Regions from separate parts of the Homo sapiens genome. Here all the other regions are linked to region 2. Evidence: chromatin contacts called from ENCODE Hi-C data. All regions are on one chromosome and are shown on one strand. The core of a region is the stretch at or near the end of the contact, and the rest is flanking DNA. Distances in the headings are between cores, read along the strand shown. Region 1 overlaps LOC105369574 (a long non-coding RNA gene). Region 2 holds the start of LINC02873 (long intergenic non-protein coding RNA 2873). Region 3 overlaps SNX19 (sorting nexin 19).

The links. A loop is a pair of places that touch in the nucleus more often than their neighbours do. Pooled maps may share reads with other maps.
Region 1: a map of heart right ventricle shows a loop between it and region 2 (2.7-fold over the local background). The contact joins the enhancer-like site here to the promoter of LINC02873 in region 2. A Hi-C loop is called at or near these places in 9 of 168 maps with a recorded cell type or tissue (Right ventricle myocardium inferior, ascending aorta, gastrocnemius medialis and 4 more) and 12 of 50 pooled maps.
Region 3: a loop to region 2 is called in a map of prostate gland, with 2.5 times the contacts of the local background. The contact joins the enhancer-like site here to the promoter of LINC02873 in region 2. A Hi-C loop is called at or near these places in 3 of 168 maps with a recorded cell type or tissue (aorta, prostate gland and sigmoid colon) and 5 of 50 pooled maps.

The regions. Positions count from the first base shown.
Region 1 is chr11:130,526,450-130,529,594 of GRCh38, reverse strand. LOC105369574 (a long non-coding RNA gene) reads right to left here. Exons shown (of 5, transcript XR_007062953.1): 2 at 296-360. Among named protein-coding and RNA genes, the nearest start is that of ADAMTS15, 79 kb to the right of the region's middle. Within about 2 kb of position 1,799, at least 6 of the 41 ENCODE cell types and tissues checked have a DNase peak (open chromatin) inside an H3K27ac peak, as active enhancers do; they include heart left ventricle and heart right ventricle, where a contact is called at or near this core.
Region 2 is chr11:130,671,566-130,674,826 of GRCh38, reverse strand. It overlaps LINC02873 (long intergenic non-protein coding RNA 2873), which reads right to left and starts at 1,871. Exons shown (of 3, transcript NR_164144.1): 1 at 1,639-1,871.
Region 3 is chr11:130,896,261-130,899,268 of GRCh38, reverse strand. The region is part of intron 8 of SNX19 (sorting nexin 19); the gene reads left to right. Among named protein-coding and RNA genes, the nearest start is that of SNX19, 19 kb to the left of the region's middle. Within about 2 kb of position 1,353, at least 25 of the 41 ENCODE cell types and tissues checked have a DNase peak (open chromatin) inside an H3K27ac peak, as active enhancers do; they include prostate gland and sigmoid colon, where a contact is called at or near this core.

The DNA.
Region 1 (3,145 bases), core at 550-3,049, 150 kb after region 2:
CGTGAAATACACCAGATGGGTTCCCAACTTGCCAAAGCTCAAGCTACAAAATCAGTAAGCACGGCGCTGCTCTGAGAGGTGGAGTGGGTGACTTCTGAGGGGTTTCTCCACATCGCTGTTTGAAGACCCCTGTATGCTAATGTTCTTTAAGCATCCCTCCAACTGTAAAATTTTATGATTCTACTGTCCCTGAGTAGCTAAAATTGGGTAAGAAAAGGAAATAAGTGTTCCAAGAACCAAATGAGGAATCAGAAAGCCACACTGATTCCTGGTTCGTTAAAGCAGCCATGTTTACCTTGTAGCCATGTTTACCAAGGTAGCCAAGTTTACCCTGGACCCCCATAACTCAATGTTCTGCACCTGCAAAATAGAGAAAGGAGGGGATGAATGAGGGTCTAAACGGAAAAACACCGTCCTTTCTCTCAGTGGTTCTGCTGTGCCTCTCTCAAAGCACCACACCCACCCCAATACCAAATGCCAGGCAGAGTTACATGCACAGTGGAAAGCTGATAAAGCATGACATCAGTAGGGGCCGGGTGAGCTGGGGACAGAAGACAGGACAGGGCAGGAAGCAGAAATCCCAGAATTCGATAGGCAGAGTAATGGAATGGCTCCAAACCATCTTCCCGAACCTCAGATGTGCCAATTTGATTGGATGCAGTTAAAGAGAACAAAAGAATATGCCAATAAAAGCCAAAACAAAAGATGAAGCTACAGCACAGCTTTTCCAAAGGGCTGCCCTGGCCACACGGGCAAGAAGGGGGCCAGCAGCCCCAAGAGCAGGTCCAGAGTCCACCGAGCACCCCGCTCCTGCACCGCTGCTCCCCACAGCTCAGCTGTGCCTCCTGCACCTTGAACCCATTCAAGAAGACTTTTGGGTTTTTCTGTTTGTGTTTGTTTTTGACGGAGTTTGACAAATTGTTATATGAAAAGAACCAAAGAAGAAAAGGGAAAAAATTATTTATTCAGCCTTAAAGAAAAAAAGGATCTATCCTTTTAATTGAGGCAGACAAAGACCTTTCAAAATCCATTCAGTCGTAGCGTCAGCTCTCATGCCACCCATGTTCCGCATGCCTCCCCTGTTCCTGCTGCAGCCACTTCACTCGCCCTGCTCACACCCACCCCTCCCTGCCCCCAGGGCTGCCCTGACTCACCATTCCCCTGGCCTCAAACCCACACACATCCATCTGAAACAAACACATACGAGGACCCAGCAAACACACACTCTCTCACATATACACACACAGATACAGCTACCCCATCCCTCACTCAACTTTCCGACAGCTAGCAGAGATGTCAGCCAGGATACCCAGCTTGTCCCACACCCTCTTCCAGTGAAGCCACCCTGGGCTCAGCCCCTGTGGAGGGGCAGCTGTGCATGACCATTATTCCACCTGGCAACCCCACCCTAGCCGCAGCCACCTGAGCTACAGCAAATGACCCTGAATGTGGCTGGGTGAGAGGGAGGGTGAGCAGGTTCATTTACCTCCTACACATTGCAGGTGAGGGACTTAGGCCGCATTCATTCCCTCCTCACTCCCTCCCTGGGCTGAGATGCATGTAACTGGCTCCATCTCACACACTCCTGGATTGCCTCTTTTATCCTCCTGCTGCAGCCTTTTTCTTTGGAAGAGCAAGTGCCAGAAGATAAGCTTCTGAAACAAGTCAGATTCTTTCTGGGAGCGGTATTCCCACCAGCCTGGAGTGCTTTCACACAGCTTGGTGTCCTGAACAGGCGTGTGCAGTCTGTGGAAGGAAGTGTGATAACAAAGGAATGCAGCTCTGGACCACAGGCCCCCAGGGAAGGGGAGAGAGGAAGAGAAAGGAGGAAGAGCAGAGCCACAGGTCAGGAGTCATTATGCCTTGGTGACACCATCTGCCTGTGACACTGAAGTCACACTCGATGGTAGGGCTTTGAATGCTGGACTCCACAGAACCCACCAAGTATTGGGCTGAAAATCAGCTACAGTTCTGGTCCTCAGTAACCAGGAAAGTCTCCTGAGATACTATTACAGGGTAACCAGTGATTGCGGCACCAAAGTCCTGCTCCCTGCAGCCTCCCCAAATTCCAGCCCTCCCGTTGGATTGGCCTTGGGAATGTGATCTGTTAAAATGCTACCCCTTCCTCTCATTACCTATGTGACATAAAGATCTTGAGAGTGAGTCTTAACTCTCACCTTTGGAGAAATTTGAAACACAAGAAATTACCTCCTTTCTGTTTTTGGAACAGCTGTCATTTCTGCTGGTGAAATCTCAGGTCTTTGGAGTTTCCTAAAGACCCTGGTCATGGAGCCCTTGACAAAGTTCCTAGGCTGCAATAAAGAGATTACATGGAGAGGAAGAAAATTTGCAGGGTAGCAGAAAGACATGGATAGTAAACTGTGTATTGATTTTGCTTTAACTTACCACATCTTCGGCCATTCCCATGCAAACTTTTTCTGGAGAGCTCATAACATGCAAAGGCAACGGCACAAGTTTAATCTTCCTTCATCCCCCAGTGGCAGGATTAGAAAGCCATGAACTGGCCAAAGATCAGACAGAAAGAAAGGGAAGGAGGCAAAGCAAATGGCCTGAGTTATCCCTCCCTGGACCATTCCAGTACCCTAACTAATCAAGAACTGGCCCCTTTTAAAAAGATGAACTTTCTCAGCCTGTATTGGGGCCAAAGCCAAATTTTCTTGTTCTGGTAAATCAGTATTGTTTGAATTCCAAAGAGGCTCAAAACCCACATCGCCATGCAGGTTCCCCAATCATCCCCTCTGACTCTACAAGGTAAATCCACAGACGGAGGAGTTCCTAGGCAACCCAAAGTAAATGCACCAAAGGATCAAGAAAATAATGGTCTGTGAGAGCTCCATTTTTAATTTGCAACCCTACTACCGAGTATATACCCAAAAGAATTGAAAACAGGATCTTCAAAAGATATCTGCACTCCCGTGTTCACTGCAACAAGGTTAAGAAGAGTCAAGTTATGGAAACGACCCAAATGTCCATCAAGAGATGAATGGATAAAGAAAATGTGGTACACACACACAATAGAATTTTTCAGCCTGAGAAAAGAAGGAAACCCTGCCATTTTCGACAACATGGATGAACCTGGAAGACATTATGCTAAGTGAAATGAGCCAGGCACAGAAGGACAAAT
Region 2 (3,261 bases), core at 622-3,121:
TCAACTGTTCTGGAGCTCCCTAAGCAAATCCACAGAGGTCTCTAATGCTAGGTTAAACTCCGGGTTATTTTAATACATCGTGCTGGAACAACTGCAAAAACAAAAATACAATGGGAGGTTGAGGCTGCGGTGAGCTGTGATTGCACCACTGCACTCCAGCCTGGGCAATAAAGCCATACTCTGTCTCAAAAATAATAACAATAATACATTAAGAAAAAGAATTGAACCTTGATGCTTACCACACACCATATCTAAACATTAACTTAAAATGGATCATAGGCCTACAACTAAGTGCTAAAACTACAAAAACCCTAGAAGAAAATCTTTGTGACTATGGGTCAGACAGAGTCTTCTTAGATATGACACAGAAAACATGACTTAGAAAAGAGAAAAGCGATAAATTGGACTTCATCAAAATGAAAGGCTTTTAGTCTTTGGAAAACATTGTTAAGAAAATAAGACAAGCTACACATTGGGAGAAAACATGTGTAACACATCCATCTCTGTCCATGTTTGCTCACATTTCAATGTTAACTCTTAGCTTTATAATAAAATGGAAAGGATACCTTTTAACGGGGCATCACACTAACTGAAATAAAATTGGGTTCTGTGACCAAGGCAGAGAAGAGGAACGCACACTGGGTAAGCAACCAAGAGTGTGCTACATGTACAATATAAAATTATAAAAGAAAATAGAATCTCAGCAGGTGGTAGGTAACCAAGCAGGTCCCACAAGTCTGATCCTGTCTGCTGCAAGGTAGTAAGGGCAGAACATCATCTCTGCCCTGGATTCCCATCTGTGCCTAACACAAAGGAGGCCAGGGGAGAGAGCTCATGTGCTGATCTGGAATGCACAGACTACAGAGAAAAGGGCAGAAGAGGAGAGACCACCACGGGTGGAGCTGTCCACAAGGTGTGTGGAGGACATGGTCCTGAACTTGGCCTTCAATGCAAGGGATGTCAGGAAGCCAGAGGAAGGAGAGCAGGCCTTGGACTAGAGCATGGAAACAGGTGTTGGGTGCTACCTTCAAGGACCAAGAAGGCAACATGCCCTACCACAGCAGGAGGGGCATGCTGAGAACAGGAGCTGAAATTTCTCTGAGCCAGGTCAAAGCAGAGGCCGAAAGTGCCAGCCAGGGAATTTGGAGCTTGATGACAAAGTGGACTGGCTCTCCTAGAACCATGGGGTGACTTGATGAAAGTTGATTCATTCAGATCTGCTGCTTCTCCTCCAAACAGGACCCTGGTGATGGACTTTCTCCACACCCACCTTCAGGGAAGATGCACTCATTCATTTCAGCAGAGGAACGTCCCTCTTGCTGCACCAGTCACAGGCATTGGTCATGGAGCACCAGGGCTCTCTACTGCGGAACCTCATGCAGCCTCGCAGGCTTTCTCAGCACAGCACCCAAAAAACATTACCAAGTAGTCAGAACAGGCATTTGGGACACACCCAGCATGGTGGGGGCTGACAAACCCTACCCTTGTTCCCCCAACCCCACCCCCGCCTCCAGGGCCTCCCACTGAACATCTACCCCACCTCCATCGCCACCATCATTTCTCTTCTGCTGTGTGTGTTCTTCAGGCAGCAGCTGTTTTTCCTGTCACTGCATAATATTCATTTAAGCCTGATTTCACCTGGGAAAAATGCTGGAAATAAGCCAGACTCCAGAGTGATGTGGTCATGACCAGATCCCTCCAAGATGACCTGGAAAGCTGAGTCCACCTGAGCTCACAGGACGGCTGGAGCTGGGCCAGAATGGAGAGGCCGCTGGTGGGCCATGCCCCAGTGACCCCAGCCCGAGGGGTGGCAGCCAAGCTGGCGAGGAAGAGACAGAGGAGGACCATGTCAGAAACTCACAAGGACAAGTGAGGGGTCCTGGTGAAAGCATAATGAGTTTAATAACCAGGGACAGCCCTGATCATCCACCATCCAATGGTGTCCCCACCTGATGACTGGCAACCCATTCTATGGGTGGGTTTAAGGGTGGGAGGCTCTTTCATCCTGGAGCCTCTTCAGGTCTCCCAGAGCTGCAGTCGCCTCAGCAAGCAAAGCAGAAGAAAAGAGGCCACTGTGTTTATGGCTGGGGTAGCCGCTCTCATGTGAAAATCAGGGGGTGAAACAAGGTGCTTTTGAAACCTGTTCAAGGCCTCCTTCCCTCCCAGCAAATCATCAGAGGAGAGATTTTGCCTCACGCTTTTCTCTCATGCATGTGTCTGTCCCAGAGTCGCCATGGCAACACTGTGTATGTTTGCACGGCTGGAAGGATCCAGAGATGGAAAACGAGGCCAGGGTGGACCAGAGCAGGGAGTCCAGCAGGAATTCCTCTCTGATCCTCTGCAGGCGATCAGTTAACAGAAAGCTCCCTTGCCCTTCTGAGGTTAGTCATAGAGCCTGCTTCTGCCAACAGCTCACAGGAAAAAATCACAATCCTCAGCAGTGAGTCCTGGGAATGTGCATCAAAGCCTGTTTTCCCCCCAGCAGTTTTATCAGGTAGGGATTTGCCATGACAATTCCCCAGGCCCTGAAGCCCAAGGTGCCAGCACACACATGGCAAGGCAGCCAGTGCCCGGTCACAGGGTGGGTCCGGGAACCACCCCTCACTCGGTGGGAGACAGCAGGTATGTCAGGAAGTGCTCTGCCACGTCTCACCTGTTTCCCTCACGCCTGACACTTCTCTATGCCGCGTGGACTTGGAGAACCAAGCTCTGAAAATCTGTATGAGACCCTTTTTCTAGATGAGACATGCACCTCATGCTGATTCTCCCTCAGAAGACAGCCCCAGTGGGTGTTCTCTGTAATTCCTCAACAGACACAGCCAGCCTTTTAACCACTTCTTTGTCTCTGAATCACCTCCCAACCTTTTCTCAAATTGTGGGAGCCATAAACTGGATGACAGGGAGGATTCAGCCCAGCATGGAGCTCAAGGTGGGGCCAAGAACCGTATAAATGAAACTGATTTTTTGGCAAATCACGTGAACATATGCATATTGACCAGTATTTAAGCCAGTGTCTGACACATATTAGGTGCCCAAAAATATTTATTAAACAAATAAGTAAAGTTCCCATAGATAGCAGAGACATGGAAAGTGGTTCCCACCTAGAAGTTTGGTGAGTTTACTTTCATGGGGTACAGAAAGACTGTTAAATAGGAAGGGATGCTAGTCTAATTGCACTTCAAACCCATCCCTCCTCACTCCACAGCTCTGCCCCTTATATAAACCAATTCTCACAAAAACGTCAGGAGCAGGGAGTTCAAT
Region 3 (3,008 bases), core at 104-2,603, 220 kb before region 2:
TAGCATTCAGAGTGTAAACGTTGATAATCTCGTCAGCATCAGCACATTTGCTGTCCAGCAAATGTTTATCGAGAGTTGACTTAGTGCAAATACTGTACTGAACACTGTATGCACATGCTGTTCAAAAGCCACAGTTACTTTTGCACCAACTTAATACCATTTAATTCCTCCAAGTCCTGCGAAAGCGGTACTATGACCCTCATTTTAAAGACAAGGAAACTAAGGTTTACAAAGAATGTGGGTTATCTAGTCAAAATCACAGGGTTAATAAATATCACAAGCAGAATTTGAACCCAGGTTTTTCTGATTTATAGCTGTGATGATTGTCTAAATTTCAGGATCAGATCTTTGCCCTGCAATTCAGCAGGATAAAAGCCAACCCAAAAATCTCTGTCTCCAAGTACTGGAGATTATCAGGCAGTTTGTAGAATCCAAACTGCATCTCCGTATCTACACACTTGCAGCTAACCTAAGGGCAGTGCTGCAGTCTAAAGACAGCCCATGTTACTATCCCTGGGACAGTTGCAGGTTTTAATTTTAAAAAGTGGTGTATGCATTGCTGCATGCTTCAGCTTTATTTGCTTTGGTAAGCCAATATGCTGGAAACTTGACATCTCCAGAGCTGCAGCACCTCTCCACTGTACCCCCTGCATCTCCCACAAGAGGCATGATATGAGGTCCCGTTGCCTCCCATCCCCATGACTGCTGCCTAGGAGGCTACATGTTTGTCCTCCCTGAAACCACGGGTAGCTGAGCCATATGCTTTTGCAGGGTACTTGGGTTCTCTTCCTTTAAGTTCCGTGCTTAAAAGAGCAGGATAGTTGGTGTTGGTGCCACACGTGGTACTGCCACTTCTCTAGTTATTTAGAACTCACTGCAGTTTGACCATCAGGGATGCTGTAGTCACCAGATTTGAGTGCATCTCCTCCTTAAAATGTCCTCATGTTCCAACCTCCAGTATTATTATCCCCAAGCAGGCAAGTTTATTCCTCTGCTTCCAACTTTGTATACCCATCTTGCAACTTTAAAAGACCTGTGTACATTACTGCCTTGGACGCCATAGACTTCTGTCAAATTATAAGCACACTCTCTATCCTGCAAAGGAAAAAAAAAAAACAGAGTAAGTTCGACCTCATAACCCCTCCTTCTAAGCCAAAGTTGGAAGAGCTCTGATCTGAGCCAGGCTTATAAATCTCCGTTGATTGTTGATGATGTGGAGAGAAGTGGGAGGGGAGCTGAAGAGAAGTTAGATGCCCAAAAAAGGCATTGTTAAGTCAAAGGGAAGTCTTGCATGCATGTGCGCCTAACCTCATGTGTCAGCTTCTGTGCTGGGAACATCCAATTATGTAACAAGAAGCACTCCTTATTTGGAATGAGAGACAAAGGGAGGGGAAGGGGAGAGCGGGTAGCACTCTGAGCCAAGGAGCAAATCCGGCTTGTGCAAACTCTGCTCATGCCCGAAAACAGAAGAAACTTGAAAATATCTCTGCAAACATCAGAATCAGATTTAGCAAACTGGGCAAGTACTCAGAGTTAGACTGGGTTGGAGGGAAAGAGGAGAGATACACTGTGCTGCATTGATGGTAGGGGGTTTGGGGCAGGAAGATCCAGCCAAGGTAAGGGGTAGGATTGGTGTGGAGTCCTGATGGAAAGTGAAGGAATGAGAAGCTGGACCGGCGCCCTGCCTGGACACCCAGAGCAATGCCACGATAAAAATAGGAACCATGCCAGCAGCAGAATGCGTGAATGCCACGTCCGCGGCGCTGCCCTCCCCATGGCCCCAACGATGGCATCAGACCTGTGTCAAAAGGGCAGCAGACACATTCCTGGCATCTGCGTCAGGATTTCTCAGTTAAAAAGGGAGTGTGTGTGTGTGTGTCTGTGTGTGTGTGTGTAAGATAGAGACAGAGTGTGTGTGTGTGAGTGTTGGGGGCATGTGGGAATGGAATGGCTTGGCAGAAAGCCAGGGGGAAAGGTTCTGGCAGAGGGGAGCGTGAAGTGTGTAAAGTTAGGAAGTATCCAGAGAGGAAGAAGAAAAGAAAGGGTGTGCAGGTTTAAGGAGTCCAACAAGCAGGGCACCCAGGAGAAACTTGATGGCAAGCTCTAGACCTTACACCAGACCTTGGAATCACTTTCTTAGAGAAGATGTCTCTCTCTAAACCATCTCCTAGGAAAGGTCAGGAGAGCTGCGGCAGAGTCTGGGAGCACTGGAGAGTGCTGTGCTGCAAGGCGCAACGTCCACCTCCCCTAAGGACAGTTGGGAAAGGTTGACCATGAACCCTCTTGCTTCCACTGTTCTCTTAGAACGCTCCAGAATCAAGGCGCTTTCTGTGGAACTCTACTTCAAGGGCCTCTTTCTTGGTGGGCATGTCTAACTAGCAGGTGGATAACAGTTCTTTGTGACATTGGTTATTTCTTAAGAGAACCTCCAGGTCTGCCACCAAAAGTGCACGAGTAATTGCAATGGGAAAGGAACTGACGCTTATTACAATATTAATACCAGGAAAGCAGCTATGTACTGTTTATATTAATGTTCAATTCTATGAGATAGACATGTAGTTCTACATTTCATAAGTGAAGAAAATTACATTCAGATAAAATAACGTTCCCAAAATCATAAAAGTCGTAACAACCACACCTTAAGATTCCACTTAAGTCATCCTGGCCTCAGAGCTCATGTGTTTCCCACTGCTCTGCCATGCTTCCCCTCCATGCAAGCTTTCCCACAAAGCAGTGGCCACTAGAACTGGGTTCACCTGAAAGTTCCCTTGCCGTATTCCCATCTAGCCTCTCTTGCTTTCCATCCAGCTGGTCTCAGGGACACACGCATCTGATGGTAGCATATAAATTATTTTTGTCTGCATATTCTGATTTTATTTTTAAAGCACTTCTGAGCCAGAGATTGTCTCTTAGCTATCTCTATTTATATGCTATTCACAATCAGGAAAAGATTATCAACGTTAAGACTCAGAGTTTCTCAGGAAGCATAGATTACAGTTTTTTCCTTT